2 separate regions of the Homo sapiens genome follow, and region 1 is linked to region 2. A link is an interaction called in ENCODE POLR2A ChIA-PET data of the cell type or tissue named here. Cell type or tissue: OCI-LY7. All regions are shown on one strand. Each heading gives the region's core, and the rest is flanking DNA. Links, peaks and the distances in the headings are about the cores only. Region 1 overlaps PALM2AKAP2 (PALM2 and AKAP2 fusion). Region 2 overlaps PALM2AKAP2 (PALM2 and AKAP2 fusion).

Region 1 (16,067 bases), core at 3,052-11,051, 100 kb after region 2:
GGGTACATGTGCACAACATGCAGGTTTGTTACATATATATACATGTGCCATGTTGGTGTGCTGCACACATTAACTCGTCATTTAACATCAGGGATATCTCCTAATGCTATCCCTCCCCCCTCCCCCCACCACACAACAGGCCCCCGGTGTGTGATGTTCCCCTTCCTGTGTCCATGTGTTTTCATTGTTCAATTCCCATCTACAAGTGAGAACATGTGGTGTTGGGTTTTTTGTCCTTGCCATAGTTTGCTGAGAATGATGGTTTCCAGCTTCATCCATGTCCATAAAAAGGACATCAACTCATCATTTTTTATGGCTGTATAGTATTCCATGGTGTATGTGTGCCACATTTTCTTAATCCAGTCTATCATTGTTCGACATTTGGGTTGGTTCCAAGTCTTTGCTATTGTGAATACTGCCGCAATAAACATATGTGTGCATGTGTCTTTATAGCAGCATGATTTCTAATCCTTTGGGTACATACCCAATAATGGGATGGCTGGGTCAAATGGTATTTCTAGTTCTAGATCTCTGAGGAATCGCCACACTGACTTCCACAATGGTTGAACTAGTTTACAGTCCCACCAACAGTGTAAAAGTATTCCTATTTCTCTACATCCTCTCCAGCACCTGTTGTTTCCTGACTTTTTAATGATCCCCATTCTAACTGGTGTGAGATGGTATCTCATTGTAGTTTTGATTTGCATTTCTCTGATAACCAGTGATGATGAGCATTTTTTCATGTGTCTTTTGGCTGCATAAATGTCTCCTTTTGAGAAGTGTCTGTTCATATCCTTCGCCCACTTGTTGATGGGGTTGTTTGTTTCTTTCTTGAAAATTTGTTTGAGTTCATTGTAGATTCTGGATATTAGCCCTTCATCAGATGAGTAGATTGCAAAAATTTTCTCCCATTCTATAGGCTGCCTGTTCACTCTGATGGTAGTTTCTTTTGCTGTGCAGAAGCTCTTTAGTTTAATTAGATCCCATTTGTCAATTTTGGCTTCTGTTGCCATTGCTTTTTGTGTTTTAGACATGAAATCCTTACCCATGCCTATGTCCTGAATGGTATTGCCTAGGTTTTCTTCTAGAGTTTTTATGGTTTTAGGTCTAACATTTAAGTCTTTAATCCATCTTGAATAAATTTTTGTATAAGGTGTAAGGAAGGGATCCAGTTTCAGCTTTCTACATATGGCTAGCCAGTTTTCCCAGCACCATTTATTAAATAGGGAATTGTTTCCCCATTTCTTGTTTTTGTCAGGTTTGTCAAAGATCAGTTAGTTGTAGAAATGTGGCATTATTTCTGAGGGCTCTGTTCTGTTCCATTGGTCTATATCTCTGTTTTGGTACCAGTACCATGCTGTTTTGGTTACTGTAACCTTGTAGTATAGTTTGAAGTCAGGTAGCGTGACGCCTCCAGCTTTGTTCTTTTGGCTTAGGATTGACTTGGCAATGCAGGCTCTTTTTTGGTTCCATATGAACTTTAAAGTAGTTTTCTCCAATTCCGTGAATAAAGTCATTGGTAGCTTGAGGGGGATGGCATTGAATCTATAAATTACCTTGGACAGTATGGCCATTTTCATGATATTGATTCTTCCTACCCATGAGCATGGAATGTTCATGCTTTTGTTTGTATCCTCTTTGATTTCATTGAGCAGTGGTTTGTAGTTCTCCTTGAAGAGGTCCTTCATGTCCCTTGTAAATTGGATTCCTAAGCATTTTATTCTCTTCGAAGCAATTGTGAATAGGAGTTCACTCATGATTTGGCTCTCTGTTTGTCTGTTATTGGTGTATAAGAATGCTTGTGAATTTTGCACATTGATTTTGTATCCTGAGACTTTGCTGAAATTGCTTATCAGCTTAAGGAGATTTTGGGCTGAGATGATGGGGTTTTCTAGATATACAATCATGTCATCTGCAAACAGGGACAATTTGACTTCCTCTTTTCCTAATTGAATACCCTTTATTTCCTTCTCCTTCCTGATTGCCCTGGCCAGAACTTCCAACACTATGTTGAATGGGAGTGATGAGAGAGGGCATCCCTGTCTTGTGCCAGTTTTCAAAGAGAATGCTTCCAGTTTTTGCCCATTCAGTATGATATTGGCTGTGGGTTTGTCATAGATAGCTCTTATTATTTTGAGATACGTCCCATCAATACCCAATTTATTGAGAGTTTTTAGCATGAAGGTTGTTGAATTTTGTCAAAGGCCTTTTCTGCATCTATTGAGATAATCATGTGGTTTTTGTCATTGGTTCTGTTTATATGCTGGATTATGTTTATTGACTTGCATATGTTGAACCAGCCTTGCATCCCAGGGATGAAGCCCACTTGATCATGGTGGATAAGCTTTTTGATATGCTGCTAGATTCACATCAAATAAAATACTGATGTGCCAGTATTCTATTGAGGATTTTTGCATCGATGTTCATCAGGGATATTGGTCTAAAATTCTCTTTTTTTGTTGTGTCTCTGCCAGGCTTTGGTATCAGGATGATGCTGGCCTCATAAAATGAGTTAGGGATGATTCCCTTTTTTTCTATTGATTGGAATAGTTTCAGAAGGAATGGTACTAGCTCCTCTTTGTACCTCTGGTAGAATTCAGCTGTGAATCTATCTGGTCCTGGACTTTTTTTGGTTGGTGAGCTATTAATTATTGCCTCAATTTCAGAGCCTGTTATTGGTCTATTCAGAGATTCAACTTCTTCCTGGTTTAGTCTTGGGAGGGTGTATGTGTCGAGGAATTTATCCATTTCTTCTAGATTTTCTAGTTTATTTGTGTAGAGGTGTTTATAGTATTCTCTGATGGTAGTTTGTATTTCTGTAGGATTGGTGGTGATATCCCCTTTATAATTTTTTATTGCGTCTATTTGATTCTTCTCTCTTTTCTTCTTTATTAGTCTTGCTAGCGGTCTATCAATTTTGTTGATCTTTTCAAAAAACCACCTCCCGGATTCATTGATTTTTTGAAGGGTTTTTTGTGTCTCTATATCCTTCAGTTCTGCTCTGATCTTAGTTATTTCTTGCCTTCGGCTAGCTTTTGAACGTGTTTGCTCTTACTTCTCTAGTTCTTTTAATTGTGATGTTAGGGTGTCAATTTTAGATCTTTCCTGCTTTCTCTTGTGGGCATTTAGTGCTATAAATTTCCCTCTACACACTGCTTTGAATGTGTCCCAGAGATTCTGGTATGTTGTGTCTTTGTTCTCGTTGGTTTCAAAGAACATCTTTATTTCTGCCTTCATTTTGTTATGTACCCAGTAGTCATTCAGGAGCAGGTTGTTCAGTTTCCATGTTGTTATGCGGTTTTGAGTGAGTTTCTTCATCCTGAGTTCTAGTTTGATTGCACTGTGGTCTGAGAGAGTTTGTTATAATTTCTATTCTTTTACATTTGCTGAGGAGGGCTTCACTTCCAACTATGTGGTCAATTTTGGAATAGGTGTGGTGTGGTGCTGAAAAGAATGTACATTCTCTTGATTTAGGGTGGAGAGTTCTGTAGATGTCTATTAGGTCCACTTGGTGCAGAGCTGAGTTCAATTCCTGGATATCCTTGTTAACTTTCTGTCTCGTTGATCTGTCTAATGTTGACAGTGGGGTGTTAAATCTCCCATTATTATTGTGTGGGAGTCTAAGTCTCTTTATAGGTCTCTAAGGACTTGCTTTATGAATCTGGGTGCTCCTGTATTGGATGCATATATATTTAGGATAGTTAGCTCTTCTTGCTGAATTGATCCCTTTACCATTATATAATGGCCTTCTTTGTCTCTTTTGATCTTTGTTGGTTTAAAGTCTGTTTTATCAGAGACTAGGATTGCAACCCCTGCCTTTTTTTGTTTTCCATTTCCTTGGTAGATCTTCCCCCATCCCTTTATTTTGAGCCTATGTGTGTCTCTGCACATGAGGTAGGTTTCCTGAATATAGCACACTGATGGGTCTTGACTCTTTGTCTAATTTGCCAGTCTGTGTCTTTTAATTGGAGCATTTAGCCCATTTACATTTAAGGTTAATATTGTTATGTATGAATTTGATCCTGTCATTATGATGTTAGCTGGTGATTTTGCCCGTTAGTTGATGCAATTTCTTTCTAGCATCGATGGTCTTTACAATTTGACATGTTTTCGCAGTGGCTGGTACCAGTTTTTCCTTTCCACGTTTAGTGCTTCCTTCAGGAGCTCTTTTAGGGCAGGCCTGGTGGTGACAAAATCTCTCAGCATTTGCTTGTCTGTGAAGTATTTTATTTCTCCTTCACTTATGAAGCTTAGTTTGGCTGGATATGAAATTCTGGGTTGAAAATTCTTTCCTTTAAGAATGTTGAATATTGGCCCCCACTCTCTCCTGGCTTGTAGAGTTTCTGCTGAGAGATCAACTGTTAGTCTGCTGGGCTTCCCTTTGTGGGTAACCTGACCTTTCTCTCTGGCTGCCCTTAACATTTTTTCCTTCATTTCAACTTTGGTGAATCTGACAATTATGTGTCTTGGAGTTGCTCTTCTCGAGGAGTATCTTTTTGGCATTCTCTGTATTTCCTGAACCTGAATGTTGGCCTGCCTTGCTAGATTGGGGAAGTTCTCCAGGATAATATCCTGCAGAGTGTTTTCAAACTTGGTTCCATTCTCCCTGTCACTTTCAGGTACACCAATCAGATGTAGATTTGGTCTTTTCACAAGTCCCATTTTTCTTGGAGGCTTTGTTTGTTACTTTTTATTCTTTTTTCTCTAAACTTCTCTTGTCACTTCATTTCATTCATTTGCTCTTCCATCACTGATACCCTTTCTTCCAGTTGATCGAATTGGCTACTGGGGCTTGTGCATTCATCACGTAGTTCTCGTGCCGTGGTTTTCAGCTCCATCAGGTCCTTTAAGGACTTCTTTGCATTGGTTATTCTAGTTAGCCATTCATCTAATATTTTTTCAAGGTTTTTAACTTCTTTGCCATGGGTTCGAATTTCCTCCTTTAGCTCGGAGTAGTTTGATCGTCTGAAGCCTTCTTCTCTCAACTCGTCAAAGTCATTCTCTGTCCAGCTTTGTTCCATTGCTGGTGAGCTGCATTCCTTTGGGGGAGGAGAGGTGCTCTGATTTTTAGAGTTTCCAGTTCTTCTGCTCTGTTTTTTCCCCATCTTTGTGGTTTTATCTACCTTTGGTCTTTGATGATGGTGATGTACAGATGGGGTTTTGGTGTGGATGTCCTTGCTGTTTGTTAGTTTTCCTTCTAACAGTCAGGACCCTCAGCTGCAGGTCTGTTGGAGTTTGGTGAAAGTCCACTCCAGATCCTGTTTGCCTGGGTATCTGCAGCGGAGGCTGCAGAACAGCAGATATTGGTGAACAGCAAATATTGCTCCCTGATCATTCCTCTGGAAGTTTTGTCTCAGAGCAGTACCCGGCTATGTGAGATGTCAGTCTGCCCCTCCTGGGGGGTGCCTCCCAGTTAGGCTACTCGGGGGTCAGGGACCCACTTGAGGAGGCAGTCTGTCCATTCTCAGATCTCCAGCTGTGTGCTGGGAGAACCACTACTCTCTTCAAAGCTGTCAGACAGGGACATTTAAGTCTGCAGAGGTTTCTGCTGCCTTTTGTTTGGCTGTGCCCTGCCCCCAGAGGTGGAGTTTACAGAGGCAGGCAGGCCTCCTTGAGGTGCGGTGGGCTCCACCCAGTTCAAGCTTCCTGGCTGCTTTGTTTACCTACTCAAGCTTCAGCAATGGCAGGCACCCCTCCCCCAGCCTCGCTGCCGCCTTGCAGTTTGATCTCAGACTGCTGTGCTAGCAATGAGCGAGGCTCTGTGGGTGTGGGACCCTCTGAGCCAGGCGTGGGATACAATCTCCTGGTGTGCCGTTTGCTAAGACCATTGGAAAAGTGCAGTATTAGGGTGGGAGTGACCCGATTTTCCAGGTACCGTCTGTCACCCCTTTCCTTGGCTAGGAAAGGGAATTCCCTGACCCCTTGCACTTCCCAGGTGAGGCAATGCCTCACCCTGCTTCGGCTCATGCTTGGTGTGCTGCATCCACTGTCCTGCACCCACTGTCCAACAATCCCCAGTGAGATTAACCCAGTACCTCAGTTGGAAATGCAGAAATCGTTTGTCTTCTGCGTCACTCATGCTGGGAGCTATAGACTGGAGCTGTTCCTATTCGGCCATCTTGGCTCCACCTCTTTTCTTTTTTTTTCTTTCATTCTTTCTCTCTATATCTCTTCTCTTTCCTCTTTCTCTCTTTTCCTCTCGCCTGCCTGCCTTCCTTCCTTCCATTTTCTCTCTCTCTCTTCCTTTCTTTCTTTCCTTTCCCTCCCTTTCCTTCCTTCCTTCTCTTTCTTTCTTTCTTTCTTTCTTTCTTTCTTTCTTTCTTTCTTTCTTCTCTCTTTCTTTACAAGATCTTACTCTGTCATGCAGTGTTGCAAACACAGCTCACTGCAGCTTCTACCTCCTGGGCTCAAGTGATGATCCACCTGCCTCAGCCTCCCAAGTAGCTGGGAATACAGGCTTAGACCTATGCCACCATGCTCAGCTAATTTTGTTTGTTTGTTTTTAGAGATGGGGTCTCGCCATGTTGCCCAGGCTGGTCTTGAATTCCTGGGCTCAAGTAATCCTCCCACCTCAGCCTCCCAAAGTGCTGGGATTACAGGCATGAGCTACCATTCCTGGCCCTGAGTGTGTATTTCTAACTAAATTAATGAGAACGAGAGAGAAAAAAATATAAATTTATATAACATAAGTGATTCTGCCTGCCATTCCAATCTACATGTGCATCCTCTTGTGACAGACTGACTCTACTAAGTGCTTAGCTGATGGCCCCCTACCTATTCCTGTCGTTGCTAGTCAAGATCCTGTTTCATTCCTTTTTTCATCCTCCAGGTGGCCACATCCTCAGGGAAGGCTGAGACCTTCCTCAACCCAGGGTTTATTCTTGGTTCATTAACTCCAAGCCAGTTTTGATGATTCTATTCCCTTTCCCTTATTGGTTTAGGAGTAGGTTTATGCTGTATTTTTGATCAGTGAGACTTTGGGGGTTCAGCTTTGGTGAGGGGTAGGGGGTGCTTTGGGGAAAGCTTCTTTTTTCTTAAAAAGGGAGGAGAGGAGAATCCTCCCTTTTCCTGTCTCTGAACATTTTAATGACACATGGAACTTCTGTGTCCATCTTGGGACATCAGAGAAAAGCCAGGAGAATTGCAGAGAGGTCAAACTGAGGCCATCAGGGCATTGAGCCACTGAATTAGCCACCTCTGGTGCCATACTACCTTGGGACTTGTTATATGAGCCAATCAATCCTCTGTTGTTTAATGCCCCATTAAATAATCTTTCTACCACCTGCAGGTAAAAGCATTCTAAATGATACAGTATGAGGATGACTGTTCCCACAGTTGGTCTCAGCATCTTGTATCTCTCAAAATCTGAGCATCAACAAATCCCAAGAAATTCTAGAGTTTCAAGATACATATTTTTGTACAACATGATTCTTAGTACAAGCCAGCAACATCATCTGGTATTTAACATGAGAAAAGGAGGTCTGTTCCTAAGCTGGAACTTTTGGGTTTTAGTGAGGTATGACACTATATTGTACTTATTGGGAGATTTAAGGAATTTTCAAGGGGAGTTTTGACTATGCAAACTTCTGCCTTTTCTCTTTAGAACCTAATCCTTTTCTGAGATGCCACTGTAGGGAACTGAAAGGAACTTTCCCTTTCACCCTGTGAAGGTTCACTGAAAAATCAACTCACGAAAGGCTAATAATTGGTGGAAAGACGTATAAATTTATTTAACATGTGCATGGGAGCCTTCAGAAGGAATACCCAAAGATAGAGGTGAAATTGCCCATTTTTGTACTTAGTTTCAACAAAGTTTGGACAGCCATGTAGATCTAAAAAGGATATAATCTAATGTTAATAGACAGTGAGGAAACCCAGCAAGGCCTGTCTGTCTAGATTCTTCTTCAGCATGCATCCTCTAAGCATGCATTCCTTCCTTCTGAGTGTGAGGCAGGACCCCTTCTGGAATGGGGGCCTTATGACTATAGTCAAATTAGGTAGGTCAGATAATTTTTCATGGCCAGTTGTTACACAGAAAGGTGGTGGGAAAGTTTGAGTTATACCTGTAGGTTTTGTGGCTGGCTCTGGGGGAATAAAGTGTTCTGGTTTCTGTGACTACCCTTTGGGGAACAGGGGTTCTAGTTTCTACGGCTAGCCCTGGGGAAGAATGAGAATGAGAGACAGGAGGACAGAAGAATGTCAGAGAAAAACTGTTGTTTCTGAGGTTTTCATTTTAGGGTATGTTTTCTGAGTCCCAACACAACTAAACCGTGCAACTGGGCACAGTGGAAACAGAGAGTGGCCCAAAAGAAGTATAAAGTATGAGCCATTCAAGACCAGCCTGGGCAACATGGTGAAACCTCATCTCTACAAAATTAATAATAATTATTATAATAATAATTAAATTTATTTAATAAAAAAGAAAGTATGGGCCATTATAACCTGGTTGAGGAGAAAAAACTTAAATGGCAGGATTGATTTTGAGGCTAGAACACAGCAAATTTATCCAAAGGAGTCTCTATCATGGGACTTGGAGGTTGATGGGGAAGGCGAGTCTAGAAGGACTCCTTCTTCCCATGAGGCTGGGCTAGGCTATGCTGGTGTAATAAACAATCCCCAATCCTGTGGCTTCAAACAATAGCAGTTTAGTTCTCACTCATATTACATGGCCAAGGTGGGTTGCTTGTGTCTCTGTGCTGCATTGCCCTTACACTGGGGCTTAGGCTAACAGAATTGCCACTATCTAGGATTGCCAGTTGCTGTGGTAGAGGGGCAGGGTCATGTGACCAGTTCTGGCCAATGGGTGTGGGCAGCAGAGACATCTATTACTTCTGGGCTGGAGCATTTAACTGCTGATGTAGGACACCTTGCTGCCCACATCCAATGGCCAGAACTGGTCACATGACCTCAGCAACTCTAAGGAGGCCAGGAAGTGAAATCCTGTTACATGTCTGCAAGGAGAAAGAACTGGGAATATTTGCATGAGCGGCATTAATGGCCACCAGTCACCCTCTTTGTCCAGTGATCCATCTAAAATCTGTGTAGACAATGAGCGAGAGCAAATTTCCACTCTCTTGCACATTCGGGTCCATTCAGACTTGTCTTTCTCTCTTACTCTGTTTTCACGTGGTGGTGCCTGGTGATTACAGGGAGTGTGGGTACAGTCAGTGTCCTTCCATGCGTGCCACTCTCTCCCTCTGAGGCTTTGACCCTTTAATTTTACTTTTACTTTTATTTTATTTTTAGTACTAACCAAGGTCAGAGCTAAGGAAGTCACCCAGTGATTTTTTCTGGAATGCCATCCATTGCTGCTTCACCAGGTCTCTTTAGCCGCCTGACGCCTTCATTGTTTACTGTTACATTGTCTCCCTTTGTTCAAAGATGCAAAGTTGGCCGGGCGCGGTGGCTCACACCTGTAATCCCAGCACTTTGGGAGGCCGAGGCGGGTGGATCACGAGGTCAGGAGACCGAGACCATCCTGGTTAACATGGTGAAACCCTGTCTCAACTAAAAATACAAAAAATTAGCTGGGCGTGGTAGCGGGCGCCTGTAGTCCCAACTACCCCAGAGGCTGAGGCAGGAGAATGGTGTGAACCCGGGAGGTGGAGCTTGCAGTGAGCTGAGATCACGCCACTGCACTCCAGCCTGGGCAACAAAGTGAGACTCTGTCTCAAAAAAAAAAAAAAAAAAAGATGCAAAGTTATTTTGTCTACAGGGTACTCTACTCAAACCCTCATGGCTTCCTGCTACCAGCCCAAATCCCTCTCCCTGCAGATCCTCATGTGTGTCCCTGGCTTCTCCAGCTGGGGCCTGAACTCAGCTCCTTTGTTCTGGTGGCACACCTCTGTCTGCCCTCACATGCACTCTTCCCAACAGAAGTTAGTAGCAGAGAGGGCAGCCATGTAAGTCAACAGAGCACGCCCTGTGAATGGAGACACAGATGTTGGCGCTAAGGAATTGGAGCCTGGGCTAATGGACTTATTCCTCTGACTGTGCAGCTAGGTGAGAGGGTGTATAAAAAGCAATACAAAAAATGTTATGGTGGTTGATTTCATTTATTTCTGAGAGGTCTTTATAAAACTGTCCCTGATGGATATTTATAAACATAACCTCAGCTACAAGTAGACAGGTCTCAATTTCTCCTATCGCAGGGAAATGCAAACTTATTCTCTTCTTTCCTCAAGGTTTGGTCTTGTATTTTAAAAATGGAATAAAGATTGTAGTAATGTTGCTAGGGATTATAGGAATAATATAAATGTAATTTCTCTTCTCAAAGACATTATAAGTAAGAATTTCAGCAAAGGGAGAAGAGGAATGTAAGAGGAAAATGGTTGTTTGAAAGTGCAGTATATAGAAGTATAATATCTATTTCTATATATAGAGATAGAATATACAATTAATATACATACTATATATATAATATGTATTATACATACTATATATGTATAGAATAGTTAATATAGCAATATATAATATAATTATATAAATTCTCTACATATATAAATTCTATATATAGAATATATAAATTCTCTATATTTCTATATGTTCTATACATTCTATTCCATATATTCTATTCTATTTATATATTCTATAAATATATAGAATACTTAAATTTATAGAATACTTAAATATATTTTAAAATACTAAAGTATATTTATAGAATGTATATACTTTTGGGCTGGGTACGGTGGCTCACGCTTGTAATCCCAGCACTTTGGGAGGCCGAGGCAGGTGGATCACCTGAGGTCAAGAGTTCGAGACCAGCCTCAACATGGAGAAATCCTGTCTCTACTAAAAATACAAAATTAGCCGGGCATGGTGGTACATGCCTGTAATCTCAGCTACTCAGGAGGCTGAGGCAGGAGAATTGCTTGAACCTGGGAGGCGGAGGTTGCCATGAGCCAAGATGGTGCCATTGCACTCCAGCCTGGGCAACAAGAGCGAAACTCTGTCTCAAAAAAAAAAAAAAAAAAATATATATATATATATATATATACTTTTGTATATAAGTATACAAAAGTATATTTATAGAATATATAAATTATATATTTCTCTATATATTCCATATATATTCTCTGTCTAGAATATATAAATGTATATATGTGGAGAATATGTGTAATTTTTTATATGTATGGAATATATATATTAATTTATATATGGAGATAATATATATAGGATTTATGTATATTTCTATTATATATATATATACTTTTTTCCCCAAGTTCTTAGGTCAGATTCTTTATATAGGTTCTTCCCCTACAACCAGAGGAAACTGTGTTTTTATAACTAATAATAGAAATACATCAGCCTAGAATATGTGTCTTTTACAATTGAACATCTAAGCTTTGCAAATGTTGGTGCTATAGTTATAAACCATGGATGTTAGTCGAGGGGAAACTCTTCTCCGGAACTCAAACATGAAAGCTGATGTTAAAAGTCATTGCTAAAATTCTAGAGCTGAGGGGATTACAAATCAGCATTCTAAGCTATCCTCCTACCCACTGGTCCAATGCATTACATGTTGGCAGAATGGAAATCATTTTGGAAAAGGGAAGTGGCATTTTCAGATGTATAAACATCTTCCTATAAAGAAGTGTCTGTCATTTTCTATCTCCAAGTTCTCAAGAAGACAGGGTCTCCTGCCCCTTGGTATCCAAATAAAATTGGCCTGTAGTCTACTGTGCGCAGTGTGTGGGTTAAGTGCTTTCTCCAAGATTCTTAGCATTGTGTCCTCCTTCGACTCCACATTCTCCGGGAGCTCCCATGGGCACACAGCTGCTCTCTTGTTTCCATCCCCAAGTCCAAGTGGGATGTCATTCAGCTTCCAACAGACAACTCTAGCACAAGATACTGGTGTAGAACAGATCTCCACCATAGGTACGAGAGTGAGGGAAGAATTACATCATGACACAGCATAATAAATACTTTAAAATGAATTTGTAAACATTGCTGTTCTGAAAAGCCCTTTTTAGGCTGGGCACGGTGGCTTATGCCTGTAATCCCAACACTTTGGGAGACTGAGGTGGTTGGATCACTTGAGGTCAGGAGTTAGACCGGTCTGACCAACGTGGCAAAACCCTGTTTCTACTAAAATTACAAAAAGTATCCGGGCATGGTGGCGGGTGCCTGTAATCCCAGCTACTTGGGAGGCTGAGACATGAGAATTGCTTGTGCCTGAGAGGCGGAGGTTTCAGTGAGCCGAGATAGTGCCACTGCACTCCAGCCTGAGTGACAGAGCGAGACTCTGTCTCAAAAAAAAGAAAAAGAAAAAGAAAAAGAAAAGTATTTTTTTATTACCCCCTGGTAATTTCTTACTGCCAATTTTTGCCCTAATTTCTTTCAATTTCTTTCCCTCTTCTGACTGCACCTCTTCCTTCTTATCTTCCTTCTGTGATGTGGGACCCACATTTTCACACCCAAATGGTCCATAGAGTTGCTTTGTTCTCCAAAATACAGTTTTCTCCTTGGAAGGAATTTTACCTCTAGCTTTTAAAATAACATTTCTGTTCTTACAAACTTATCATCAGGATTAATCACATTTTTAAATTAAAATGTTATTACTAAAACACTTAAAACTAAAATAGCATTTTTAAACTAAAATGCTATGTCTGTTTTCTCTCACTCTTGTTATGAAATGTTTCCTAATGTGAAGTGTTTTCTTGATGGAAGACTAAAATATTGAGACAACATATATATTTATGTCTCACATCTCCTTCTTATGGCCATATAGCCTTTAATAAAGGTAGTGTTGCTTACAAAAGGAATGATTGTATAATAGCAGAGAAAAAATTCTTTCCAAAGTGAAATAATAGAGATGATAGAGATGAAAACCAACACTTGTGAATGAAACTTTTATATGCAGAATTATATTAGCATAGTTAAAGGTAAAAATACTTGATCCATAATGATTTTCATTTATAATTTTGGTTATAGATTGTATCTATTAGCTATTGTTACAATAATGCTGCTTGACAAACCATCCCAAAACTCATTGGCTTTCGTTGTCATGCATATGCAGTTGGCTGGGGCTTGGCTGATCTAGACCTGGCTTGGCTTCCAGGTGCAGATTGGATCCAGATCTGCTCCCCAGGACTCTCATCCACTTGCAGGCTGACTGGGGCTTGTCCTTCTCATGCTGTAGCAGAGTGCAAGCCTCACCTCTTAAGCCCATTTCAAACCTTTGCTTGCATTATGCCCTCTAACATCCCTTTGGCCAAAGCAAACATCAGTGAGACAGGGAAGATCATTTCTCCCACAGCAGGAGAGGAGGAGAATGAATATTTGCTGAACAGTAATTCAGACTCTTACATAAGTGAAGTATCATCTGATTGTCCATCATGCCCAACATCTGTGTCTCTCTGCCAGCCAAATCCAACAGGTATCAAAAGTGGCTTAAAGCAGGAGGGGTTATTAGTCGGTTAAAAGCAAAGCATGTCAAGGAAATAATCTATTCATGTAGGAGCAAAGATTTTTCTTCTATAAACTTGCATTTAAGATAAAGCTGACAATCTCCTTGCAGCAATTCCTTGAGAAGAAAGTGTAGAACAAGGCACAACACTCCTCTGACCCAATTCCTGCAACCTAGTCAGAGAGGACAACTATTTGCACCATGAATTGAATTATAGCCAAACAGGTCTTGAGTAATTCATTGTGCATATATCCTATGAAATGAAGCTCTCAAGGACCCAGAATGTAAACTTTAAAAAGTAACCAGTGTTAATACATTAAAATTTCATTAATTTCGTATTAATTTACTTAAAGCATCATGTAATTTCAAGTAATTATTAGTCATTCATCACCTTTTGTTCAGTTGATTCTTACTAGAAATGCTGGAGTATGGCAATCTTACACATCTCTGGGTTCTTGATTTAGCACAGAGGCTGGTAGAGTACATCTCATGGGACAAACTAGCTGTTTTTGTAAATAAAGTTTTATTGGAACATACTCATGCTCATTTGTTTCTATGTTGTCTGTAGCTGCTTTCACTCTACAAGGGCAGATTGAGAAGTTGCAACAGAAATGCTATGAACTCAAAGCCTAAAATATTTACTATGTGACGAGCAGAAGAAAGATGGCCAATCCTGATTTAACATAATGCTAGACAGTTGAAATTTTGGAATTTGGGTTATTCACACAGTTCTGGGATGAATATTGTTCTTGAGCTATCCTTAGATAACTATCTAAATACTTAGAGAAAAGTATTTTTTTAGGAAAATCAATAATGTAAACAAATATTACACAGATAATTTTAACCTCCTTAAGAAAATAATCTTTTTAATACATTAGGTTATGAGCACTTATTTCTAAACAGTTATTATACCAATCATAAAATTTGTATTTGCTTGTTAAAGGAGACTCTGAAAAACTCTATCAAATATTGCTTTATTAACCTTTAAGGAGATGATTATTCTTGCAATAAACCTACGGTTTTTAAAAATATACACTTGCCAGTTGGGCACAGTGGCTCACTCCTGTAATCCCAGCACTTTGGGAGGCTGAAGTGGGCACATCACGTGAGGTCAGGAGTTCGAGACCAGCCTGGACAACATGGTGAAACCCTGTCTCTACTAAAAATACAAAAATTAGCTGGGTGTGGTGGCACATACCTGTAATCTGAGCTACTTGGGAGGCTGAGGCCAGAGAATCACTTGAACCTGGGAGGTGGAGGTTGCACTGAGCCAAGATTGCACCACTGCATTCCAGCCTGGGCGACAGAGCGAGACTCTGTCCTCTGTCTCAAAAAAAAAAAAAAAAAAAAAAAAATGTATATATATATATATATATATATATATATATATATATATATATATACACACACACACATATATCTTGCCATTTCTTCAAACTTTTCACCAATGTAGATCATTTTAACTCTATTCACGTACATAACTGCATCTGAATTAGTACAATTTTACTATATTGTGTTTAAAGATATTTCAAAACACCACACTGGCCCCTGATCTTTTCTTTGATATTAGAAAAAACAAAATCTTGTGTCTTGCCGGATGTCCACTCTTGGAGACAATCGGGTAGCTTTAGAAGAAAGAAACATTAGCATTTCTAAAGACTTGGAGAGAGAACATGGGCAGATTTTAAAAGTGACGACACATTCTTAGTTATTTCCAGTAGATATATTGAGAACACAGAAAAATCTGGAGTCATATCTATTGGGTATTGAATTAGATGTGTGTATTTCTGTGTTCTGGGATTCACTTTAAAGCCCCAAATGAGTCTCAATATGAGGCCTGAACTGGAGAAGAAGAAGAGTTCGTGGAGAAGAACAGAAGGGTGGCTTACACCTGTAATCCCAACACTGGGAGGCCAAGGTGGGTGGATCACCGGAGGTCAGGAGTTCGAGACCAGCCTGGGCAACATGGTGAAATCCCCATCTCTACTAAAAATACAAAAATTAGTCAGGTGTGGTGGCGGGTGCCTGTAATCCCATAATCCCAGTTACTTGGGAGGCTGAGGCAGGAGAATTGCTGAGGCAGGAGGCGGAGGTTGCAGTGAGCCGAGATCATGCCATTGCACCCCAGCCTAGGCAACAAGAGTGCAACTTGGTCTCAATAAATAAATAAATAAACAAACAAATAAATAAAAATGAAAAGAAGAAGACGAAGAGTTCATCCCAGCCTCTTCTCCACCCTGGGCTAGGAATAGCTCTCTATAAGATATAGGATTTAGACAATGGATCCTAAATTGGAGATTAGGTAAAAACAAAAGAAGTGCTCCAGGACTACACTTCTGAAAGGAAGTTTTCCTAGCCCAGTAACTGCAAGATAGGTATAGAGCTATAGGTCATCATCAGCTCCCTTTACAAGTCACATGGGATTGTAATCTGAGCAATAACAACTGTGTATCCATGTCAGCTGAATGACTTGGCTCAAATGGCACTTCTTTTTTTTCTTTCAGGAGTCGGGTGGGAGAATGTGCTGCTAAAGGAAGGTGAGTCAGCCTCGAACGCCACAGAAACATCCGGCCCAGACATGACTATCAAGGTAAGGGATTCTCTTCAGGTTGATTCTCAAAGTGTATCTCTAGAGTAAAGGCAGCCGATGGCAGGTTTT
Region 2 (16,067 bases), core at 4,944-12,943:
CAAACCAAGAAGACTTACAGTTAAAGAGGGCAAAAATATAATTTACTTAACTGCTCTATGAAATCTATTTGTGGATTTCTCTCTTCTCAAAGGAGAATTAATCAGAGAACAACTTTGTTGTTATTGTTGTTGTTGTCGTTTAAGAAAAAAAAGAAAGAATGAATGAAAGATCACATAGTAGCAGTGGTACCCTATTCACCTTGCAACAGTTGTACTCTGCGCACCTGCCCCAGGTTATAGCAACATCAAGGTCAAGCTCCCAATATTTCAAGTACAAATAAGACTTCACCTGTGCACAAACATGTGCTTACACACTTCCATCCTCCTGAATTTTCTTTCCAGACTGTTTTACAGATAAGGAAGCAGCTCTCAAAAGACCTCTCTCAGACATTTGAAAACACATTTTTTTTCAGAGTGCTAAATTCATGCTTCTTATTTTATATATGTTAGAAATAAACACATAAATAATAAACAGTCTTGCCTGGACTGGTTCATGTTCAATTCATAGGCACTGAGTATTCTTTATTAGGACATACTCACTATTGTTTGTTGAATTATTGCACTTTTAAGAAATCAATCTGAAGATTAAACATTAGGAGTCTCGATAAAAAACAAGTCTCTATACTTTATGAAGATCTTAGGAATTTCTAACTGACTTTGGAACAGCCATTTGTTAAAAAACACTTTCCCATCCCAAACTCCACTGACTCCATTTTTCTTCTGCACTAACTCTCCCTTCCTCCTCCCCCATATTTGGAGCAGCGTCTCTATGTCCCATTCACTCTCCTACACCTGCCAAATCACCAGTGACTATTTAGGGGCTAAGTGCAAAGGAGACTTCTAAATCCTCACTTTCATCAACTGTTGAGCAGCAACGGAAGCTGCTGAATGCTCCCTATTTCTTCTTGAAACACACTCTCTCCTTGTTTACTTGAGATGACACTATCCTTCCTCTGTCCATCTGGGAAATATTGGTGCTTTGAGGTTCTTGACTTGGGGCTCCTTTCTTCACTTCTCCCATTCTCTGAGTGACATTGTCTGTTCCCATGGCTTCTGAAATATAGGCATTCTTTGATCTAATTTTTTCTCCAGACCTACCCATATAGCCAACTGCCCCCTAACCATATCCATTTGGATCCCCCCAGACACCTATAACTCAGCATGCTAAAAATTCATTAGTCATTACTTTCTCTGATTGATTCCTTTTCATTGATTCTTAATCTCATTGAAAAACATCACCATGCACCCAGTTGCCCAAGTCTGAAATCAGGACATTGTCCTTGCTTCTTTTCACCCTTTCAAATCCTCTATCTAATCAGTAATTTTATATAATAAAAGGATTCTTGATTCCTTCTACACTTTTTCTTTCCCACTTCCATGACAGTAGTCCAGGCCACCATTATCTTTCATGGGGATTGATGCAAGAGCTTCTCACCTAGTCTCCCTTCCCCTAGTGTTGTGTCCTTCTGACCTAACCTCTGCCACCCAGCAGAAGTATCTTTCAAAGTTCATATTTGATGATGCTACTCTCCAGCTTCAAACCCTTTACCTGTTTTCCTTGGACTATAAGATAAAGTTCAACTTCCTTAATTTAGCTTAGAGAGTCTTTTATGATGTGACCTCCTCTTACTTCTCTGGCCTTGTCTCTCATAATTGTGTCATTCCATTGCTGACCACTCCAGCAACTACCTGCCATTCCTTGGATGTACCAAGCTCTGTCTGTGTCCCGTTCTTTGGATCTACTGTCCCTTCTCCAAGGAACGTTCTTCAGCTGCTCTTTATGTGGTTAACTCCTACTGAACCATCAAGTCTCAGCTGAGATACCACTTTCCCTGAGCCCTAAACCCTGGTTTAATGTTTCCTGTGGGCATATTTACCTTAGAGCTTACTGTGTCATAGTACATTGGAAGCTGATTTTTTTCTCTATCCTCCTCTAGCCTCAGCTGCCTAGGGGTAAACACACTACAGTGTTCACCCTTGTATTCTCAGATCTTAGTACACTGCCAGGCTCAATGGGTTTTCAAACATATTTACATAAAGAAAGAAAACAATGACAAAAGTGCAGATGACATGCCCATGGATACTCTGGACATAAATGCTTGTAATATTTCTCTCTGTAAGCGTTTCCAGTGGGAAGTTCAGCTTTTGTCTCAATTACTCTGATTGGCATGCAATCATGACAAGAAACTAAAGGAAGGAGATTGTTTTCTTGACATTTACTGAGAAGTATAGACAAGTACTGCCATGAACAAACATTCTTGCTAACAATTCTTGCTCTAAATTGGTTGATATAACATCCACTTGAGTCAAAATGATTAAGTAGGTATCCATTGAGTGTCATGCATCGCAATGGCAAAGCATTGGAGTTACAGAAAATAAGTAAAATCATCTCCCTTGCTCTTACAGATCTGACAGTCTAGGCACCCAATAGATGGGTAAACAAGTACTGAGAGATGTCATACTTGTCCTCAAGATAGTAGAAATTCAAGAAAGTAGTGACCATGGAGGACCTTAGGATTTGGGCTTTTACCCCAGTGGTGTTTGGCTGAGTTAATCTTTCTAAAATGTATTCATCATTCAATCAAGTGCTTCTTCTGGAGGCCAAGCATAATTAGAGATACAGAGATGAAAATGACAGTCATTACCCTCACAAGACCTATAATCTACCCAATAATAATGGGAGGCAAGCCTTTAGAGTTTTTTAATTTGGAGTTTTCAGAGATTTCCTGAAGCTTCTGGACTGACGTTTCTATTGTACTTGAGTCCCATCATTTGACATTAGAAGATCTCCTTCCAAGAAATATTTCTTACCACCAAAAGACAGTTAACTTTGACTTCAGACAGAACATTCTGGTCTGCACCCAGAACCTTTAATACCTGAATCTTTTAAATCAGTGATGGTCTCTTCTTCTAAAAAGTAAAAGGTAAATCAAATTCAGTATGTCTCAATTAATTGGAAGGGAGTTTCAAGCTCATAGGAAATGAACTACGAAGCCATGTTGGGATATGAACTGAATGGTTGCTATTGAGATGGAGCAAATGTACCTGGATATCATTAGGTGGAACCAGACTGGAAAATGGGGGTCCTTCCTTGACCTCAGTGAAGATTTGGCCCTTTCAGCCTCAAGTAGTATCCCAGCTCCAGAACTGGACCTGAGTTACTGGATAATGCTGTCATTAGGAAACTGTGACCACCTAGGAGTTGGACTGCTAAATGGGCAATGTCAGCAGGTTGTTACAGATACTCTATGCAGACCAAGCTTATTTGGCTCTTCTCAGCTCAGCCACCTGTTGTAAACAGCTGAGAGGGGCTTAGCTCCACGTGGAGGTTGTCACTATCTCTGGTATGTTGTCTCTCCCTGGGAACGGACATGAGTGTGGAAACAGGGAGGACACAGTTGATTCCTGCTTTCACTGAGTCACTCTGTCCATTAGGAGAAACAGTCCAGGCATGGCCAGCCAAAGGGAGGTTCTTCGCAGGATCTTCTGTCTCTTTGAAGATGGGATAATCTCAGGCCTAACCACAGAAGCAGTTCTGGAGAAGAGTCAGAATAGCAGATTGGAAACAGCTCACAGGGGCCTCTGAATGCTAAGTGGAGGGACTTAGAATTTATCCCAGAGGCCACAGAACACTATTAGAAGTTTCAGAGGTATAATAAAGGCCGTTGTGAGGTTAGGATGCTGGTTCAATGTCACAATTAGAGCAAGGCAGGAGGTAGAGAAGTCAAGGGCAGACTGGGAACCAGCTGGGCAGGCCACTCATTTTGGTTGAATTTGGCAAGACTGAGGAAGACAATCTACCAATAGAGGATGGATGAGAACACCAGAAAGCAAATAAAACAAGTCATTCAAAAATCCCAAGATCATCGTGGCTGGGCCAGAGAAAGAATCAGACAGAAGCAGCGCACGGCTCTGGAGAGTTGCAGGGAGAAGCATTGCTGCATCCGCTGTCTCCTTTTCTTTTTCTTTTTTTAAATATCAGCAATATCTTGGATCTGAATAGAGTTCTATCACAGATTAGGGTTTCTCTTTCCCCAGGGTTCCCAAAGACTGAGCAGGATCTTATTACAGATGCAGCGAAAAGGGTACGTTTTTCAGTATCAGACTGACCTCATCTGAATCTCAGCCTCACATCTCATTAACTACATGGGACCTTGGGCAAGCTACTTCACCCATCTGCAAAGTGGGAATCAATGATATGTATCTCATTTGGCTGTTGTAAATCTTAATCAAGTTAATATATGTAAAGTGTCTCATCAGTGCCTAGCGCATAGTGAGTTCCCAGCTTCTATAGCACCCTTTCATCTTTCTCTCCTTACAGCATCAGAGAGCTTGTCCTCTGTGGCTCCCGTTTCTCTCTGGCCAGAGGCAGAGCCTCCATGGGAGCATGGGAGGGATATAATCAGAACAGCAGCATTCTTTCATTATGACGTCAATTCAGCCATCCCTCAATTTACTGAGCCCCTGAAAGGCCATACAGTGAGCCATCATTGTAATGAAGTAAAAGTAGCTGGATACTCCAGGAAGCCCTTCTAGTGGCACTTTGTTAGGTGAGATGTGTCAGCATTGACTTCTTTTGTAAGTGCTACTTCTGTTGAATTCAATGCGTTGAAAGGTGGAATGCATTGATGAATGTATTCAGTGCCTTGGCCACTTCTCAGTTAGCTTTTAGAGTAGAGGACCTCATGGCCACATGACAGAGTCTAACTGTCAGTTTCCAGACATTTACTGTGCCCTTGGCCCTGCTTGGACTTTGGAAATCCAAAGATACATATGACCGACGCCTGCTCTGGGAGGAATTCCCTGTCCATGTGGAACACATCTATGCCCTTCTGGTCCAAGTGAGAAGAGAACATGAAGGAGCAAGTGTGCATGCCCATAAGTGCCGGTCCCTACTCAGTTCTCACTCAGTCCCACAGATACCCAGGTCTACTTTATGTAGGTCCTTGTGTTGGTTTCTGGCATTGCTGAGATGACAGAGGCCCCAGTCTCTGGAGCCTCAGAGATTTCATGGACACCTTTTTCTGCTTGAGCTCATGAGCCAGATATCACTCCTGGCCCAGGTCACTGGGTTACCAGATGCACGGGTGAAAGAGCTGCTCTTGAGCAAAGGGCCTGGGACACACATGCCGGAGAAGCATGGTGAGCCAGCCGCAGGGAGGAAGAGCACTTTGCAGGAGCATGCTGTGCGGGGTCTTGCTGCTGCTTTTCAGAAGCAGGAGAGCCATGAGCCTTGGGGTTCACATCAGCACCGAGACTGGCCTTTGGTGGCAGGGAGGATATGCGTACCGGGAGGGGTTGGCCATACTGGACCACAGGGCCACTGGTTGGGTTGTTCATAATTGATCTTTGGGGACACTTACTGCAACCCATTTATTAGGTGCCCCCTCTAAAGTGATGATCTCAATGAAGATGGTTCACATAGGCCCACTACTTCTAGAAGGCCCGAATCCCTGGACCTTCCCAACCACTTTTTCTCCCTGTTCCTGGGTTACATGGCTTAGCTGGATATTTTTGCACACAGCATTAAGGGCAAGTGCACTGTTCCTTTGAAAACAACAAGGGAACAAGGAGTTCAGTGTTGTGGACATTTAATGAACTTTCTCCTCCTAAGTACACAATACCAAATCAGCAGAATCACAGCTGTCTCCTCCCAGCTTTACCTAAATTCCCACATGTGCTACCTCAGTTAGGGAACTATGACTTCACCTGCCACTAGATGGCCCTCCATGTGCACATAAGCCGCTCCCACATAGCGAACTTGCATCAGATTTTCTGGATTTTTTTTTTTTTTTTTACATGTAGACACACATGTGCATACACAATCTTAACTTTTACCATCCTTGAAGCCAATAATCAACACTTTAGTTTTCCTTCTGGCATTCAAATGATAGAATGTATTCTCATTCTCTGGAAAATCAGTTTAACATCAGAATCTACAGATATTCCTGAATATTGTGGGCCACAAAGCACATATTAAGATGAATTTGAATTTATTCTATTAAATAGTATGCTTTGGTTTATCTTATAAATGCTGTATTTAACAGACTTGTTTCTAAATTAAATTTTTTTAAAGCACTGGAAGAGAAAGGAAGCACAAACATTTGAATAGTACTTGCTCCATGGAGGCGGGCAGTGTTCTGAGGTATTTTAAACATTAGCTCATTTAAGCTTCATAACTTTGATGTAGGTATTCCATATGCATCATTATAACCATTTTATAGATTGAGGAGAAAATCAGATTGCAGCATGAAAGGTGTTTAGATTCCCTTTTGCCTTCCTGTCAATTTTCTTACCTATAACATGGGAATAAAATAATCCCTAATTGCTGTGAAAGGATGTTGTAAACTCTAAAGCATTACACAAATGTTGTTATTATTATTATGACTTGGGTTTCATGGGAATATAATTTTCTTATGTGCTCAGGAGGCTTGTGATCATTCATTCATTCACATGAAAACATTTATGCAGGTCCCAGGTCATTGCCTCTGCATGAGACGTCTCATACCGAGATGCCTGTACTATTTCTAAAACAAATCTAGTCTGTCTTGAACTCTCTTATAGCTGAGGGTTCCAGGGAAGTTGCTGTGTGCTTTCAGCAGGTAATTCTCCCTTAGTCTCAGGATTTAGAAATGATGGATGTGGTAGGACAACTTCAGGGGTGGGACCTCTGCTGAACACAGAGGTGGCCGGTGCTGATTTCACATAAGCCAAGCCAGCGGGAAGAGGCAGGCTGTTTTTTAAAATTATTATTCTGGAGCACGATGTACTATCTCTGTATCCAAGAGTTCACATTTCAAGTGGACTATCAGATCATCTCTGTGACAGAGGGCTTTAATTAAAAGCATAAGTCTCTGGGTGGATTTTAAGTGGCATTGTTTTTCTTTGGACGTTATGCAAGCCACTTCTGTGCTGTAAAAGGGCTTTTAAAATTTGGCTTAAGGAAATTTGCTTTACCCCTCAGGCTTTGATCCCTGCGTGTGAATCATTTTGTATCTGGAGGTTCCAATTTGCAGTCTCCTGGGTGTAAGGAAAATTCTACCCTCACAGAACATTTTGGATTTGAAAACTGAGAAATCTGCATCATTCTCGACATAATAGCTGTTGTAAAATAGAATTAGGGCTGTTAAGTCTATAGGGATAAAGTTCACCAAAGAATATTTTAAACTTTAGTTTTAGTTCCTAAAGTTTTTGTCTCCAACTCCCATAATAAATGTACTGGGACAGTGACCTACCCACTCAACACCTGAAGCTCAGTGTTCTCTGCACTCAGGCCAGGTGGACTCAGCCATCGAGGCCATTGTCCCTGTCCAGCCTCCCAGGGGGCACGCATGAGCCAGGGCCAGGATACAGATACTTCTGCCTCAACACCATCTGTACCACCAGAAAAGGGCCCCAAAGGCCCTTCTCACTGCCATTTGTAAGGCAAAATGTCTCTATTTTATCTAAGACAGGAAAAAGGCAGAGAGATGCCAGAGAGAATGCAACGACTGTGCCCGTGAGAAACCAACAGTGCAGGGTGGCGATCTACCCGCAGCACATGCAGGATGCAGCGTTAGATGCTGACTCAGTTTCTCAGCCATACAGGAGAAAAGTTTCAGCATTTCTCAAACTCCATGACCATCCTTCAGTCGGCTACCCCAAGCCCCGTTTTGCTGCAGCCGGGTGAGGGCAGTAATGCAGCTCAGTAGGTTAAGGGGCCAGGCTGTCCTTGGACTTCAGATGATATCAGTTCAGTCCCTGGGACATCTTAAATTAGGGCCTCAAGCTTCAAATTCATGCCTTGGCCAACACGTTACCATAAATGATCACAGGGAGAAGAAACAGTCAGGCCAGGGATGGTGGCAGGTTCCTGTAATCCCAGCATTTTGGGAGGCTGAGGTGGGAGGATCACTTGAGGCCAGGAGTTCAAGACCAGCCTGGGAAACATAGCGAAACCCTGTCTCTACTAAAAATAAATAAACAAATAAACTTTTTTACAAAAAAGAGAAGAAATGGTCAGTTTACGTTGCATTTCCTTCTTTTCCTCAAGAAGAGGTGCCCCGTGGTGCCTGGGACAGCTGGGCCATCACATGGAAGTGGCTGAGAGGTGGGCTGGAAAGAAGAGGAAAATCCAGGGCTCCCACCAACCCCAGCCAATCTCTAGTCACTGGGCAACCTCAATCTACTTCTGGTCATAGTTTTACAATTTTGCGGGGGTAGGGGGGATGGAATCTTGCTCTGTCACCCAGGCTGGAGTGCAGTGGTGCAATCTCGGCTCACTGCAACCTCCAACTCCTGGGTTCAAGCAATTCTCCTGCCTCAGCCTCCCCAGTAGCTGGGATTATAGGCCTGTGCCACCATGCCTGGCTAATTTTTGTATTTTCCGTAGAGACGGGGTTTCATCATGTTGGCCAGGCTGGTCTTGAACTCCTGACTTCAAGCGATCCACCTGCCTCAGCCTCCCAAAGTGCTGAGATTACAGGCATGAGCCACTGTGCCCAGCAATAGTTTTACACTTTAATATTGCCAACTTTTTTTCAGCCCAGCCTGTGCAGCCACACAAATGCAAAAAGGTTAGCTTAGGAAGTTGTCAACATCATTATACTATAAAAATCAATAAATGGAACCTTCTTGCTTCCCACAGTAGTCCATGCTAAGCTTGGCTTCACCATCCCTTGCTTGGACAACTCCTAATTGTTCTTTATGGTTTCACTCTGTAACCCTTTCATACATCCAAATCCGTTCTTTTCACATCTGTCCACATGGTCTTTCTAGAACATAGCCAATCCTATCACTGACTTAAAGCAAACACATAAACAGGCAGACAGACAAACAAGAAACTCAAATGGCTTTCTGTTACTTTCCGAATCAGACTCATTAGTGTGGCATTCAAGAGCCATCATATCCTGAGCCTGATCCTCCCTGTCACTTTCTTTCCCTCATGAGTGCACTCAGATAGGCCAGTCCTACAGAGGTCCTCATTCACTCACTTGAGCCTGCCTTGCACATTTCTGCATCAAAGCCCCTTTGTCCATGTTATCATCCTAGCTTGAAATGCTGTCTGAACACCTCTATGCCTTGATCATTTTTCTCTTCAAGATCCTACTGACATGTTCCAACCTCCTGAAATCCTGCCCTGCCTCCCCACAAGCAGAGTTACTCAGACTCTCTTCTTTGCATTCCTGCAGCATTTTGGTCTTGCAATTTGAGCTCTACTGTGCACTGCATTGTAACTATTCATATAGCTTCCTCCCTCATGAGATGATGAATTTCTCAAAAGTAGAGACTGGGCAGCTGTTACTGAATATAGCCCAACACTTGCTTGATAATGCTCGATAAACATGAATGAGTGACCCAGAACATTTCAAACTTCCCTTCCAAGACCTGAAAGACTCATATTTCTGGGTGTTTTAAGCTCTGTGATTTCTGCTCTGGTCACCTGGGCCAGGAACTGCCTGCCTCTATTTTCATTTCAGGCCTTTCTCTCTCTGCCAGATGCCTTGATCTCTGAGCCGAGTATACCTTGACCCAAAGCCATGATGCAGCCCTCAGCTTCTGAGAGGAAGGGGTAGGGTTCAGTAGTTGCGCCTCTGAGAACATGACAGAGAACAATAGCAGGAAGCAGCCAAGCGGGAAACAATCAGCCCGGCACAACCCATGTGGAGGAGCTTCCTGATTGGCTTGATCTGGTGGGAGCAGGAACTCTTACAATAACTCTGGAATTATCCCAGTGGGATGACAAATTTCTCCACTGAGGAGAAGCTGTCACCTGGTAATGTCAAGCACGGAAAACACAGTTAGCAAAAAACAAAACAAAACCCAAGACAAAGTTCTCTTGAGGAAGAGCAGTTTGGATCAGTTGGAAGCCTCCCAGCCACTGCCATAGCACCCCATGCCGACCTCCTTCCTAGTCTCTGTTTCAGGTACAATTAAGTCGTCATCTCTACCTTCCGGATAGATATCATTCTGCCGTCCATGGCTCAAAGGTCAGAGGTGCTGTTTATTCTTTGGTGTCCTTTTGGGTAGTTTAGGGAAATCCATGCTGTAGGTGACCACAAGAGAGAATGTTCCCTTTTAGAACTATATTGATTGAGCACAGGCTGTGTGCAAATACTCTTCTAGGCACTGTGGATGCCATAGCAATACATGCTGTTTCTGCTTTCATAGAGCAGTGATTTCCAAATCCTGTGTATCCTATGGAAAGACCAAGCCAGGCAAGGGGTGGAGTGACAGGAGCTCCCAGTCAGCTTTCTCCTTAAACCACAGCAGCTCCCTTTGATCAAGATGTTGGAAAAGAAAAATCTACCCCAAAAAGAGGAAATGCTGAAAACATTTGGATTGGGAGTGGTTTCATTTGCTCTTAGGCAGGACACACTGCAGGGTAGCAGTTAATATTCTAGGCTCTAGCTACAAGCAGACCTGGGTTTGAATCCCAGCTCTGCCACTTACTGGTGGAAGGTCATAAGTTGCTTGAACTCTCTCAACCTCAAGTTCTTCATCTGTCAAGTGCGAATAACAGTAGTAGATATTTTACCAAGTGCAAAGAATTGAATAATGCTTACAAACCATTTAGCATATCATCTGGCATTGTCTATTACAGTAAATGCTCAGTAAATGTGAACTATTTTACCCCTGTTGTTTGACGTTAATTTTTTTTCAATGAATGACTCATTGAGATACTAACTCATGCGTCTTGAAAACACTACCAGTCTCTCCAGAGTAACCTCCAATATGGACAACAGGCAAAAATATGGTGATTATTCCCAGTTTGGGCATTTGTGAAAGATGTGGCTGAGGCTGTATGGATGCGTGTGCACACACACACACACACACACACACACACAGAGGCCGATGGGAAAATCTAACTCAGCAGGAAAGCTATCACAGAGCGCTGGATTTAGGCACAATGAGTAAACAGGGATTTGGAAGAGAGGAATGCACCACATAAACAATTTTCACAATCTGGTATGAAAGCCCAGATGCTTCCTGCATGAAGGGGTGAACTCAGAGAGCGTCACAGGGCAAAATGAAGTAAATGCTGAGACTGTCCATCATTCTGGCCCAATTCCTACATATCTGTGCATCTTCTACTTATGGTTTTATTTAGGTGAGAATAAATAAGAGTACCTCATAGTAGATAAGAATAGTACATTACACACGCGCGCACGCACACACACACACACACACCTGGGGTTAGATGAAATTGTATATTTGGGGAACTTGGGGTAAAGAGTACAGAGCCACACAGCAGTTACCTTCTGCATCCTCCTGCTTCAGAGAAAGCAAATAAGACCAGTTTCTTTTTAATCTGTTGTTTTTACTAAGTCCAGGATTGATGTTAATTTGAATTTGTTCTTTTAAGATTCATTTTTGACTGAAAGAACTGAGCCGGAAGGTCTGCTTGAGGCTACTTCCAGTTGAGAAACAATTTATGTGTTCATTGAGACAGTCATTTACTCAACCAACACTTACTGAGAACTTTCAATGAGGCAGGTTCCTTGCTAGATACAGGCCAGCTAGATGCTAGAAGCCATCATCAAAGGAAGATGAAAAAGTGATGGTAATTATCCTCTAGAGGTTTGTAAACTGGAGTTAGGGAAGGGAGCCCAAAATCCATGAATGAGTGATTAAAATACAGTGGGATAAAGTTGGTGGTAGAAATATGTCCATGAGATATGGCAGCAAAGAAGAAGAGCACCTTCATGGGAAAAGTCCAAAGAAGACTTCCATAAAGAGATGATACCTGAGCAGATGCTTTAAAAATGAGTAGTAATTACCCATGGGAAGGGGAAGAGAGAGAACAAGGGCAATCCAGGCAGAGGGGTGGTATGAGCAAAGTCATTGAGCCAAACAAGGAAATCTTCATTTCTGCAGGTAAATGAGAGGCTGGGAGTGTGTCATATCCATGAGCTTTAGCAGAGAGCCCATGAGGGGTTTTCAGCAGGGGAGTGCTATTGTGGTGTGTCTAGGCACATTCTGGATTTTAGGGTGATGGGGCTGCATAGAAGCAGAGAGATTGGTTAGAAGGTTGTTGCAGGCATTTAGGAGAGAGCCTATACTAGGGCTGAAGAGAAGCAGCTATGAAAAGAGATTTGTGGGGCAAATTGGCTTGGTGGCTAATAAGACACTTAGTTGACCTGGTGACTAATAAGATACATGTACGTGATGATAGTAAGCGAGGGTCAAGCCAGAGGTGAAGACAACATCTAGGTTTCCCTCCTAAGTAGAATGGATTAACGGTGGTACCAGCATCTGAGCTAGAGAATAGGGAGGAGCAGCTCTATGGAGAAAGATGAGTTTGGTCCTGTATATGTTGTGTATGTGGACCATCCGGGTGGAGACATTCAAAATACAATTGTACATAAAGGCTGGAGTTCAGGAGAGATGCTGAAGATATAGTTTGGATAGATTTAAGCATGTTCGGTAGGAATTAAAGCATGAGGCTGGACATGAGTAGCCAAGAATTAAATGTTAATCAATAAGAACAATAAAACAAATAAACCTTTAGTGGTAGAGTAGGAGAAGAGGTGCCCATATGGAGAACATGGCGTCATGGTCTCTTCATCATGGAGGAAGAGTGATCAAATATGTTTTTAAAAACGAAGAAGTCAAACAGATCCACACCAAAGAGGGTCCGCTGGACGTGGCAGTCATGGACTTGACTAGGAGCAGACGCAGCAGGGCATGAGGGCAGAGGGACTGAGGCTGAGGCATGGACTTGACTAAAAGCAGATGCAGCAGGGCGGTGAGGGCAGAGGGACTGAGGCTGAGGCATGGACTTGACTAGGAGCAGACGCAGCAGGGCGGTGAGTGCAGAGGGACTGAGGCTGAGGAGGGGTCAGGATGTGAGGATGTTGAGGCAGTAAGAGATGACTGGCCTTGGGGAAGTCTGGAAGAGGGATTCAGCAGCAACTAGAACAGGATGCAGGGTCAAGAGAAGTTCACTTATTTTTAGTATGGAAAGAGATAATTCTTGTTTATTGACTAGCAGGAAGGAGGCATCTTGGAGAGAGGTGAAGACACAGGGGAGAGGGGATAGTTAATGGGGTATCCTCCCAGATCAGTCTGCACAAGCTCAGGTGCAGGGGTGGAGGCGCTGGCCTTCAACAGACAGTCTGAGTCAGAGGCTGGAGGTCAGAAGGTGTGGCTGGATGGGACTTTTTCTCTTCCTAGAAAAAAGGGACATTTTTAGGGGGAAAAGGAGGGGGTTTAAGCTATTGAGAAAAGTACTGCTTTGAAATGAAATAATCTCACTTTCCTGTAATCAAAACTCTTTATTTCTGATGAAACAGACTCAAATAAGAATCACAACAAAGAAATCAGTGCTCAGCTCAAGCCTGGAAATGATTTCCTACACGGAAATCCACTTGCACAGATTCTGATAGTGTGAGTCATGTGATTCCAGATGGAGTAAATACACATGAAAAGGAGAGAAAAGCTGGTGTCTCCATGGGCTGAAGCACACTTATGGAGAGAGAAATTTTCATTTATTTGTATTTGGGCTTCAATATGATTACATCACCATCAATAATGAAAAGTGCTGCCATGTCCCAGCTGTATACTTAGATCAAGATATAAATCAGTCCAATATTGTTCTTTTTTCTCACTGAATATCTAAATTTGTATATTTGAGGGGAAAGTAGAAAAACCAAGCCAAGATTTTAAAAATTACATTTACTATCACCATCTCCAAGTTACATTCACTATAGAATCCTTTAGAAGCATGTTCTTGGGTAGCTTTGCTTTTTATGCACTCAACAAATATTTATTGAGCATCTGTATGTACAGGGAAGAATGTGAGGTACAGTAACACAAAATATATAGTCCTATCTCTTAATAAGCCTGCACTTGGGAGAAGGTATAGATAGGGTTGGGAAGGATAAATATATTTTTAACACTCTAATACAAGGCAGAGTGTACCAAAAGTTAGAAATGCTGTGGAGAATCAGAATGAATGAACATACCAGGCTGGGTTGGGGGGCTGGGGGAATTATGGAAAACATTCCTAAAGAGATGTAATTTGATTTGGGCTTTTATTATGATATCTGTTTTCAGACAATGGAGTTGAGAGTGGGGAGTCCTTCCTGGCTTTGTCAGGAGCAGTTTGAGGTCTTGGCTGAAGACAGGAAGGCATAAGGCTGGAAAGGGGTGGGAGCAGAACATGGAGGGTGTGAACTTCCAGCCGAAGAAGTTTGATGGGGTTTGGGAAGGAGGTGAGAGGGAGCCACCAGGAAAGGATGTGAGCTGGACCTTTGGAATTCTTAAAGGGACCCTTGTCTTCTCTGCCATATTTCTGTCTCAGGGATGACGTGAGGAAAAAAAAAAAAGAGGAGGAAATGGGCTTGAGTTTCCACTGACACCTTACAGTCAAGGAAGGCCCTGTTCTTTCATAAGGAAAAGTGGAAATCCTCTGTTTACTTAAGGGCCATTAACATGTTTTCATATTAAAATACCAAATGATCTGCCGTGACTCCAGATAGACTCATCTAAATAAAAGGAAGCTGTTTCCTTACAAATTGAGTCACAAAGGATAAATATTTGTGGAGTGCCATAGAAACAAATGCGCTGTCTTCCTGAAATGTGGAAAATGAATTTTGTAGCATTGATTTGCATGAAAACAATATTCTTCCCAGTGTTCTACCTAGAATATTGAAATGGAGGTATTAAGATAGATGATAGATAGGACAGATAGATTGCTAGAGAGCTAGATTAGATAGATAGATAGATAGACAGACAGACAGACAGATAAGATAGATAGATCGATGAGGTTAAATATTCTTAGGATGGAAGAAGGGGTCAGATAATCACATCTCAGACAGATCTGGAATTCCAGGCAGCAGGAACTAATGAAGTGGTCTCTTCAGAGTTTTACCATGGGACGAATTCACCCCCGATTAGTTTTTATTCTTTGAGTCACTTCTCTCAAGACAAAGATCTTTGGGCAAGAGTTCAGTTGGCCTAGCTTAGATATGTTTCTACTCCTTGGCCAGGGATGTGAGCCTTCTGACCAATAGTTTCACCAAATCTACAAGGAACCCTAGAGAGACTTTTTTCCCAGTGGAGGAGCTGGATGTTGTTCCTAAAAGAAAAGGGCAGAGGGACCCTGGGCAGGCAAAATTTTCAGCTGCCTGCCACCTTAGCCCCTGTCCCCACACTCACTTCTGAACCACATGTGATCAGTCTTCTCTTCCCACCACATAACTGAAACTTCAAGGTCATGGGTGAGCTCTATGTTGTTAAGTCTTATTTATAGGAGCGATCAGCTCGCTGCACTGCAAGGCTGGAAAGGTGTTTAAAATGTATACTTAGGCATGTCTTGGCTCTTTCTGATATAATTCAGCTGGCAAAGGCTCTGGCAGGAAGCCAGACGGACACAAATAGCGCACCAAAGAGATGCTAAGACATGGGTGATTATAATTGTGCAAGGAGTAGAAACTTCTCTGCTGAGACTTTGGATGTGGCAGAGATTTGGGGAGTAGAAGGGGGGCAAAGCACAGTTCCAGCCAACCCCATTTACAGGCGTTGATTAGCAGTAATGAATTCACAACCTTGCAATTGCTCATTTTTTTTTCTTCTGCTGCTGAGTCATGGATAAGACTCTAAGCTCTGATTAGCTGTGATCCCTAATTCTCAGCACAATTCTAAGAGCATTCCTTCAAATTCAACAATATGTGGTAAGTGTCTTGTATTAATTAGGATTCCATGTGGATGCAAGGAACAGAGACCCACAATAACAGTGGCTTAAACAAGATGCTTATTTCTTTTTTTTTTTTTTTTTTTGAGACGGAGTCTGGCTCTGTTGCCCAGGCTGGAGTGCAGTGGCGCAATCTCGGCTCACTGCAAGCTCCGCCTCCTGGGTTCATGCCATTCTCCTGCCTCAGCCTCCCGAGTTGCTGGGACTACAGGCGCCCGCCACTACGCCCAGCTAATTTTTTGTATTTTTAGTAGAGATGGGGTTTCACCATGTTAGCCAGGATGGTCTTGATCTCCTGACCTCGTGATCCACCCACCTCGGCCTCCCAAAATGCTGGGATTACAGGCGTGAACCACCGCGCCCGGCCAAGATGCTTATTTCTCCCTTCAAT

Evidence for each region. Peaks named below come from ENCODE experiments on the same cell type or tissue, not always from the same donor. Only the 100,000 strongest peaks of a DNase experiment are listed, where the experiment ranks them.
Region 1: POLR2A ChIA-PET joins it to region 2 with 11 read pairs; 4 of 35 experiments call an interaction of 5 or more read pairs at or near these places.

What each region holds. Positions count from the first base shown.
Region 1 is chr9:110,000,042-110,016,108 of GRCh38, forward strand. It overlaps PALM2AKAP2 (PALM2 and AKAP2 fusion), which reads left to right. Exons shown (of 11, transcript NM_007203.5): 7 at 15,913-15,998. Among named protein-coding and RNA genes, the nearest start is that of C9orf152, 200 kb to the right of the region's middle. RefSeq lists an enhancer at 5,252-5,753. In OCI-LY7, for the core only: no CTCF peak of the experiment used is centred there; no DNase peak of the experiment used is centred there; H3K4me3 peaks cover 731 bases.
Region 2 is chr9:109,898,013-109,914,079 of GRCh38, forward strand. The region is part of intron 3 of PALM2AKAP2 (PALM2 and AKAP2 fusion); the gene reads left to right. Among named protein-coding and RNA genes, the nearest start is that of PALM2AKAP2, 130 kb to the left of the region's middle. RefSeq lists enhancers at 9,032-9,111, 9,192-9,261. In OCI-LY7, for the core only: CTCF peaks have their summits at 5,727 (motif pointing right), 5,938, 7,284, 8,955 and 1 weaker place; DNase peaks (open chromatin) are centred at 5,739, 8,969, 9,509, 11,189 and 2 weaker places; H3K4me3 peaks cover 3,917 bases; H3K27ac peaks cover 7,223 bases.